Regions from separate parts of the Homo sapiens genome. Here region 1 is linked to region 2. The links are chromatin contacts, found by Hi-C or POLR2A ChIA-PET in ENCODE. All regions are on one chromosome and are shown on one strand. Each heading gives the region's core, a stretch centred on a gene start or an enhancer-like site at or near the end of the contact. The rest is flanking DNA. Distances are from core to core; before and after follow the strand shown.

Region 1 (4,090 bases), core at 1,498-3,997, 4.8 Mb before region 2:
CTGGCTAGGATCTCCACTAGCACTGTGCTTGCATAGGTGTGGACTAAATAAATACGCAGCTAGTGACCAATCACCACTACTGATAGGAAAACGGGCACCCCTCTGTGACTCCTCCTTCAGGGAAGAGTTCCAGCCTGCCACCTGAAAGAGCAGCACTGCCAGAGGCTTGAGCCACAAGACGGATGGGAGACACAGAGGCTTCACAGGCCTTCCTGGTGCACCCAACCTCTCCTTCTTCTTCTGCCCTCTTCAGTGACAGCCTCGAACTCTCCAAGACTCCAACTTCACAAAGGTAATACAGAAGCTGCTCTCAAAAGTGCCTAAGACACAGAATAGCATCAAAGTCAGAGGAAAAGGAAAGCTGGTGTTCGGTATTTCAGGTTCACACAGAAGAAAGCTGGAGACTGTATTAGTCTCCTGTGGCTGCCATAACAAATTACCACCAACTGAATGGCTTAACACAACAGACACTTATTCTCTCTCAGTTTTAAACGCCAAAAACCCAAAATCAAGTGGTCATCTGCAGGGCCATGCTCTCTGTCAAGTCTCTAGGTGAGCATCCTTCCTTGCCTCTTCTAGCTTCTGGTGGCTGCCAGCAACCCCTGGCTTTCCTTGGCTTGTAAATGTACTATTCCAATCTCTGTTTCTGTCTCCATAGGGCCATTTCCCTGTGTGTGTCTCTCTGTATTCAAATTTCCCTCTTTTTATAAAAATACTAGTTGACGAACTAAGGCCCACCCTCATCCAGTATGACCTCATTTTACCTTGATTACTTGTGCAAAAACCCTATTTCCAAATGTCACATCCATAGTTTCCAGATGGACATAAATTCAACTCAGTATAAGGACAAATTACCAAGAGCCACAGCCTTCAATCCAAAGGTTGAGTCACTGCTGTAACTCCACACAGCAGCTCTGTTATTCTTACATCTAAGCTGATTAAGAATTAGAGTTTAGACTGATGAGGAACCAAAACCTTAAGACCTAAAAGTAACACATAAAAGTTACACTGTCATGTGGCTCCTCTTCCCTGGACTCTTATGTTCTACAGCATTTGTTCCTGTCACTACCAGGACCTCCTACCCACCACCATTCCAGAATCTTCACTCACCTTGGACCCTGACACTGGTTTTGTTGAAAGGTCTTACTGTTCTCGAATCAAGCACGGTCCTGTGGAGTCGAATAGGGTCTCCGGCCACCTTTGATGACTCCCTTCATTCTCAAAGCCACTGTCTGAGCTGTCAGTAACTCACGCTGCTAACCCCCAGATCACTCTTAAAAGTAAACTTTCCTTTTTTTTTTTGAGACAGAGTTTCGCTCTTATTGCCCAGGATGGAGTGCAATGGAACGATCTCGGCTCACTGCAACCTCCACCTCCCAGGTTCAAGTGATTCTCCTGCCTCAGCCTCCCAAGTAGCCAGGATTACAGGCATGTGCCACCATGCCCAGCTAATTTTGTATTTTTAGTAGAGACTAGGTTTCTCCATGTTGGTGAGGCTGGTCTCAAACTCCTGACCTCAGGTGATCTGTCCACCTCGACCTCCCAAAGTGCTGGGATTACAGGCGTGAGCCGCCACACCTGGCCAAAAGTAAACTTTTCTAACTGGATGCAGTAAATTCCAAAGTTTATCATTCAAACACTCAAACAATAATATTTATTATGAAACAGGAGTACAAACCATTTTACTGTGTTTATGAATGATTCTACTCAGACTTATCTTCGTAACACAATTCATAATTTTCAGCATTCCAGACTTCAGCTTTGGAACAGAACTATGTTCTGAAATCTTGACGTTTGCTTATCTCTGATCTGTTTTCACCAGTGGCTGATTTTATCCTAGGTACCCTCCACGTAATGTCTCATTCCCTAGGGCCCTGGCATAGCTCAGCGCCACAGCAATCAGACAAGGACTCTGGAGCTCTGGAGCTGTATAGCATCTAGGGTGTACCCAGGTCATTCCAGCCGAAGAAAAAAAAAAAAAAAAAAAAAAAAAAAAAAAAAACTTCCTGCTAACACAACATAGGAGGTGGTTTTGACACCAGCAAGCAGAAACATGGAAACTCACAGGGAAACTCTAGTCCTCTTCTATGCTCAAGGCAAGAGCCGCAGCCCTCAAGAGACCACAGGCAAATCAAGTGGGTCAAAAACACCACACCCCCTGCAGAAACTGATCCACCCAGCAGACGGGGGGCCTCAGCCCGGCCAGCTTCCGGACTCCACCAAACTTCACAGCATGACCCGAATCAGTTCCTTCCAGCCTCCCCAAGGAGCCCAGGAGTTTCTCGGAAAGAAGCCTGCCAGTGTCAGGAAAAACGCCAATAGCTCCTCCTCGTCCTTGCAAGCCTCGATCCTACGTGCAGCCACTGTCACCCCCAGACCCCACGCTCCGACCTCCGAGCCCCCCAACGCCCGTCACACCATCCAGCAGTCTCCTCAGAGTCCAAGTTGCCCTCTCCAGACCCCCGACTCCACCCGCAGCCCAGGAGGCCAACGCGGCCACCTGACCTCTGACCCCTGACCCCGACCTGGCCCTCCGCGGCACACCCACCTGCCCGGGAGCTTGCTGTTGCTGCGCTTCCAGAATTGCTTCCTGGCCCCGTCGCTGGCCATGGCCCCTCCTCATCCCTCAGACCCGCGGCCCAGACACCCCGAGTGCACCCGGCCCTCCCCTAGCGGCCCTTTCCTGTGCCCCGGGTGGCCCCTCACTGCTCCCGGGACTCCAGAGCCTAGAGCCGAGAAGCTCTTCCGCCTCCTTCCGGAAGTTGTGCCTACGCGCGCCCGGAAGTCCCGCCTAAGTCCCTGGTGGCGAGTGACGCAGCACTCCGAGCGCCCGTCGTTATTAAAGGGCGACGCCGCGCAACGCACGTTACACGCATCGCGGAGGGAGCGGAGGTGGTTGGGTTTCTGAGTTTGAGTCTGTCGCTCCTGGCTCTCCCGACACAACAGCGGCGCCCACCTGCCCGCAACGGACTCCCAGGAGCCTCGAGCTCCTCATTTCCAAAGCTGAACTGCCCCGTGTCTGATTCCGATTTCTCTTGAGCGCGTTTCGGAGCCGGCCCAGAACAGAGGGAAGCCAGACACACCATACCCGGCCCAACAGTGGCAGGGCGGCTGCGGGTGCTGGTCAAGCTGGGTCACCCGGCACTGAGTGACGATCAGCAAATACTCAGTGGACGAAATATTTGCAGTGCAGTGAGGTGAGGGGCATAACCGCGGAGCGTATTCGAAGAGATGAGAGAGACTGGGGATTAGGCCAGGCTTGAAGGGAAGAATGGTTTGAGCACCGAGGACAAGAATTAATTCCCCAGGCCTGGGTTCCAGCCTTGTGCGGCTATCACGTGCTTGAAACCTGGCTAGTCCGGAGTGAGATGCGCTTTACGTGTAAAATACAGGATTCCAAAGACGTCGTATAAAATAATTTGTATATTGTTTGCATGTTAGGTAACATTTTTAATGTATTGGATTAAATAAAATGCATTAAAATTATTTTTACATTCCTTTTACTCTTTTTAAAATTATTTTTACCTTTTTTATTCTTTTTTTCCGGGGGGGACTGGGGGTGGGTGTCTTGCTATGTTGCCCAGGCTAGTCTCGAACTCCTGCCCTCTAGTGATCCTCCTGCCTCACCCTCCCCAGTAGTTGGAACTGCAGGTGCACACGTTATGACTAGATCTTTTTACTGTGTGTGTGTGTGTGTGTGTGTGTGTGTGCAGAAAATCACTAAAAAAACCGTGTCTGGTTTGCATTACATTTCTGTGCTTCTTAGACCAAAGATTGAATGCTCAGGGACTGTCATTTCAGACTGGAGCTTTAGTGTATTTGGAGCTCCTGCCAGTTCTCTTTTAAAACAAAAATCTAAGACATATTTTCTGATTAAGAATTTCCCTGGAGGCTGAGGCAGGAGAATAGCGTGAACCCGTGAGGCAGAGCTTGCAGTGAGCCCAGATCGTGCCACTGCACTCCAGGCTGGGCGACAGAGCGAAACTCCGTCTCAAAAATAATAACAATTTCCCATGCCTCTTCATTTACTGGTAAGTAACATTGACTTAGTACTTACTATGTGCAAGGCGTCCTACTCTCCTAGAATCCT
Region 2 (4,208 bases), core at 497-2,996:
CCTCCCCAGCCCCTGAGTTTCTCCTCTCACTGTGCTTCCCCAGCCCTGAGTGCTTAGGGGTCTGGGTGGCATGTGTGGCATTTAACCCCATGCTCTCTGCTGAGCCCTGAGCTCCCAGAGTTCCCTCCAGCCCTGGCCCTGGGGAGGGGGTAGCATGTGACCAGGAGGGCGGAGGGGCTTGTGTGTGTTTCTGAGACGCAGTCTGAGAGAGACACGGGTGACAGACAGTTGGGGACCCCAAACACTGGGGAGCAGAGATAGACAGGAGGGGCCCGCAGTGAGACACAGAGGTGAGCAGGAGAGGACACATAGCCCTGGAGAAAAGGAGCAGGTGTGGGCGGGCTTCCCTCCACTGCAGTCACAGTTCCCTCACTCATAGGCAGATCTTCCTGGGTCCTCCCTGCACAAAGCCCCAGTGGCTCCCTCGTGTCCCCCAGCCACAGTCCAAGCTCCCTAATGTGCTAGATAAGGCCCCAGTCCAGCCTTTCGGTCCCAGCACTCCCTGGACTTCCTGTTTGGGCCTCCAAGCCTTTGCTCCCCTTTGGCCTTCACCCCCATCTGCTCCCTAGACCTCAGTCCATCTGGCAAACACTTCACCATCGCCCTCTCCATGAAGCCTTCCGGCCCACCTTCCAGGATGACGTGAGCTGGTGCCCTTGCTGCGAGGCTGTCTTCCCCCATCAGCACAAGTGTGAGATTCCCTCAGGGCAGACCCACATGCTACTTGGGCCTGGTACAAGTGTCTGATGTCAGGCTGGGCACTGTGGCTTCACACCTATAATCCCAGCACTTTGGGAGGCCGAGGAGGGCGGATCACCTGAGGTCAGGAGTTCGAGACCAGCCTGGCCAAATGGTGAAACCCCACCTCTACTAAAAATACAAAAATTAGCCGGGCATGGTGGTGCATGCCTGTAATCCCAGTTACTCGGGAGGCTGAGGCAGGAGAATCGCTTGAATCTGGGAGGCAGAGGTTGCAGTGAGCCGAGATTGCACCACTGCACAGAGCCAGACTCTTTTTCAAAAAAAAAAAAAAAAAAAGCAGGTGTCTGATATCCCCAACCAGCTCTGTCCAGGAAGGGCAGGAAGAGAGGAGGAGACAGGTGGGTTGGGGGAGATGGCAGGGGAGCACTCGGGGTCATGGAGAGGCTTTGGCTAGACGGAGCAGAGGAACCACTCAGGGTCTGTGTCCTGGCTGCGGGGTCCATCCCCCTCCCTACCCAAGAGGAGGCTCTGGTCTGCCCCCAGACACCTCCCAGCACCCAGCAGAGGGCCCACCCAGGCGGTGCTGGTTGAGGGGCTGAATTGGGGAACCACAGGTAGAAAGAGAGGCCAGGCCGGGTGCGGTGGCTCACGCCTGTAATCCTAGCACTTTGGGAGGCCGAGGCAGGTGGATCACGAGGTCAGGAGTTCAAAACCAGTCTGACCAAGATGGTGAAACCCCGTCTCTACTAAAAATACAAAAATTAGCCGGGCGTGGCAGTGGGCGCCTACAATCTCAGCTACTCGGGAGGCTGAGGCAGAGAATTGTTTGAACCCGGGAGGCAGAGCTTGCAGTGAGCCGAGATAGCGCCATTGCACTCCAGCCTGGGCGACAGAGCGAGACTCCGTCTCAAAAAAAAAAAAAGAAAAGAAAGGGGGGCCCCAGGCGAGCTCGGTCCCACCCAGCAGGCGGGGGCGGGGCAGGGCAGAGTGCTCCCCCCGCCCCCCGCTTCCTCCCCGAGGGCCCCGGAGCCCAGCTCAGCCTCAGTCCCCGCAGCTTGTGCGGCGGCGTCGGCACCATGAGGCGAGGGCCCCGGAGCCTGCGGGGCAGGGACGCGCCAGCCCCCACGCCCTGCGTCCCGGCCGAGTGCTTCGACCTGCTGGTCCGCCACTGCGTGGCCTGCGGGCTCCTGCGCACGCCGCGGCCGAAACCGGGTAAGGGGGACCCACGGGGCGCGCGGCGCCGGCAGCTGCGGGGAGAACGGGGCCCCGATCGCCAGGGCGCAGGCAGAGCCCCGACCCCCGGGGGCGCCGAGGGCTGAAAGGACCCTGTGGGCAGGGCCTGGAGGGGCCCGCGATCACCGCGTGGCCCTCACCGCCGCCTCTCTCCCTCCCCTTGTCCACCGCCCCCCGGCTGTCCCTCCCCTCCCCGGCCAGCCTCGCCCCCCTCCGCCCCTCCCCGTCCCCGCTCCTCCCTCCCCTCGGCCCCCTGGCCTCCCTCCCTGTCCCCTCCCGAAGCAGCCGGGGCCAGCAGCCCTGCGCCCAGGACGGCGCTGCAGCCGCAGGAGTCGGTGGGCGCGGGGGCCGGCGAGGCGGCGCTGCCCCTGCCCGGGCTGCTCTTTGGCGCCCCCGCGCTGCTGGGCCTGGCACTGGTCCTGGCGCTGGTCCTGGTGGGTCTGGTGAGCTGGAGGCGGCGACAGCGGCGGCTTCGCGGCGCGTCCTCCGCAGAGGCCCCCGACGGAGACAAGGACGGTGAGTTCCGTGTGTAGGGGAACCAGTCTGAGCGGGGCGCAGGGGCTGGGGTGTCGGGACGGTCTAGGGGGAGATGCATGGCCCCTGAGGGGGAGAGAAGGGCTTTAAGGGGAAACGGAGACAGAGTGGAAAAGAGTTTGCGCTGAGGAGCTCAGGCTGGGGAGGGAGACATAGTCCTGCCCCTGAGACCCTGGTCGGAGCCAGGAACAGCTCTGCCCTGACAGACCCCAGTGTGAGGAAGAGACAGGTTGCAGGAAGGGGGCCCCGTCTGAGGGAGGAGTCTGTCCTGCCCTTTGGGAGTCTAACGGAGCTTGGTTCCCCCATAAATCCCTGAAGAGTTTGCCAGACTGAGCCCCAGCTCCCCAACTCCCTGCCCTGCCAGCTCCCCACTGGCCAGGCCTCTGGACTCAGGGTCAGCCAGGTGCCACCCCTCCCCACCCTGCATTGGGCTTCATTTGACGGAGGACTGCCCCTCCAGAGGAGTCTTCTAGGGGAGGGAGGGAAGGCTGTGACTGAGTACGGAGCCTCTACCCCCTCTGCCTGCAGCCCCAGAGCCCCTGGACAAGGTCATCATTCTGTCTCCGGGAATCTCTGATGCCACAGCTCCTGCCTGGCCTCCTCCTGGGGAAGACCCAGGAACCACCCCACCTGGCCACAGTGTCCCTGTGCCAGCCACAGAGCTGGGCTCCACTGAACTGGTGACCACCAAGACGGCCGGCCCTGAGCAACAATAGCAGGGAGCCGGCAGGAGGTGGCCCCTGCCCTCCCTCTGGACCCCCAGCCAGGGGCTTGGAAATCAAATTCAGCTCTTCACTCCAGCATGCACATGCCCTCTTTCTGGGACCAGGCTAACTCTGCAGAAGCACAGACACTACAGACCACAGCATTCAGCCCCCATGGAGTTTGGTGTGCTTGCCTTTGGCTTCAGACCTCACCATCTTTGACAGCCCTTGAAGGTGGTAGCCCAGCTCCTGTTCCTGTGCCTTCAAAAGGCTGGGGCACTATGAGTAAAAGACCGCTTTTAAAATGGGGAAGGCACCATTAAGCCAAAATGAATCTGAAAAAAGACCAAGTGGGAGGATGCCTAATTTGTAGTTGGGTGGTTTTTTGTGTTTGTTTGATTTTTTTTTTTTTTTTTTTTTTTTTTTTTTGAGACGAGTCTTGCTCTGTCGCCAGGCTGGAGTACAGTGGCGCGATCTCGCCTCACTGTAACCTCCGACTCCTTGGTTCAAGTGATTCTCCTGCCTCAGCCTCCCGAATAGCTGGGATTACAGGCACGCACCACCACAGCCAGCTAATTTTTGTATTTTTAGTAGAGACGGGATTTCACCATGTTGGCCAGGATGGTCTCGATCTCCTGACCTCGTGATCCGCCCTGCTCGGCCTCCCAAAGTGCTGGGATTACAGGCATGAGCCACCATGCCCGGCCTTGTTTTGTGTTTTGGTTTTTTTTGAGACAGGGTCTTGCTGTATCACGCAGGCTGGAGTGCAACGATGGGTCCCCAGCTAATTGCAGCCTGGGCTCAAGCAATCTTTCTGCTTCAGCCTCCTGAGTAGGTGGGACTACAGGTGCTCCACCTTGCCCAGCTAATTTTTTTTTTTTTTTTTTTTTTGAGACAGAGTCTCGCTCTGTCGCCTAGGCTGGAGTGCAGTGACGCAATTTCGGCTCACTTCAAGCTCCGCCTCCTGGGTTCACACCATTCTCCTGCCTGAGCCTCCTGAGTAGCTGGGACTATAGGCGCCCGCCATCACGCCCG

Evidence for each region. A loop is a pair of places that touch in the nucleus more often than their neighbours do. ChIA-PET counts read pairs that join two places held with the same protein, here RNA polymerase II (POLR2A). Pooled maps may share reads with other maps.
Region 1: a loop to region 2 is called in a pooled map, with 4 times the contacts of the local background. The contact joins the promoter of TBC1D22A here to the promoter of TNFRSF13C in region 2. A Hi-C loop is called at or near these places in 2 of 50 pooled maps. POLR2A ChIA-PET finds 5 or more read pairs at or near these places in 2 of 52 experiments (GM12878 and activated B cell).

What each region holds. Positions count from the first base shown.
Region 1 is chr22:46,761,307-46,765,396 of GRCh38, reverse strand. It overlaps TBC1D22A (TBC1 domain family member 22A), which reads right to left and starts at 2,747. Exons shown (of 13, transcript NM_014346.5): 1 at 2,549-2,747. The coding sequence starts at 2,610. TBC1D22A-DT (TBC1D22A divergent transcript) reads left to right here and starts at 2,869. Exons shown (of 1, transcript NR_186691.1): 1 at 2,869-3,486. RefSeq lists enhancers at 1,030-1,079, 1,100-1,179, 2,220-2,299, 3,000-3,129, 2,866-3,700 and 1 more and a silencer at 2,040-2,099.
Region 2 is chr22:41,924,344-41,928,551 of GRCh38, reverse strand. It overlaps TNFRSF13C (TNF receptor superfamily member 13C), which reads left to right and starts at 1,746. Exons shown (of 3, transcript NM_052945.4): 1 at 1,746-1,914; 2 at 2,221-2,451; 3 at 2,998-4,208. The coding sequence starts at 1,779. The coding sequence ends at 3,185. It also overlaps a transcript of CENPM not described here. RefSeq lists a silencer at 1,686-2,425 and enhancers at 2,518-3,017, 3,018-3,519.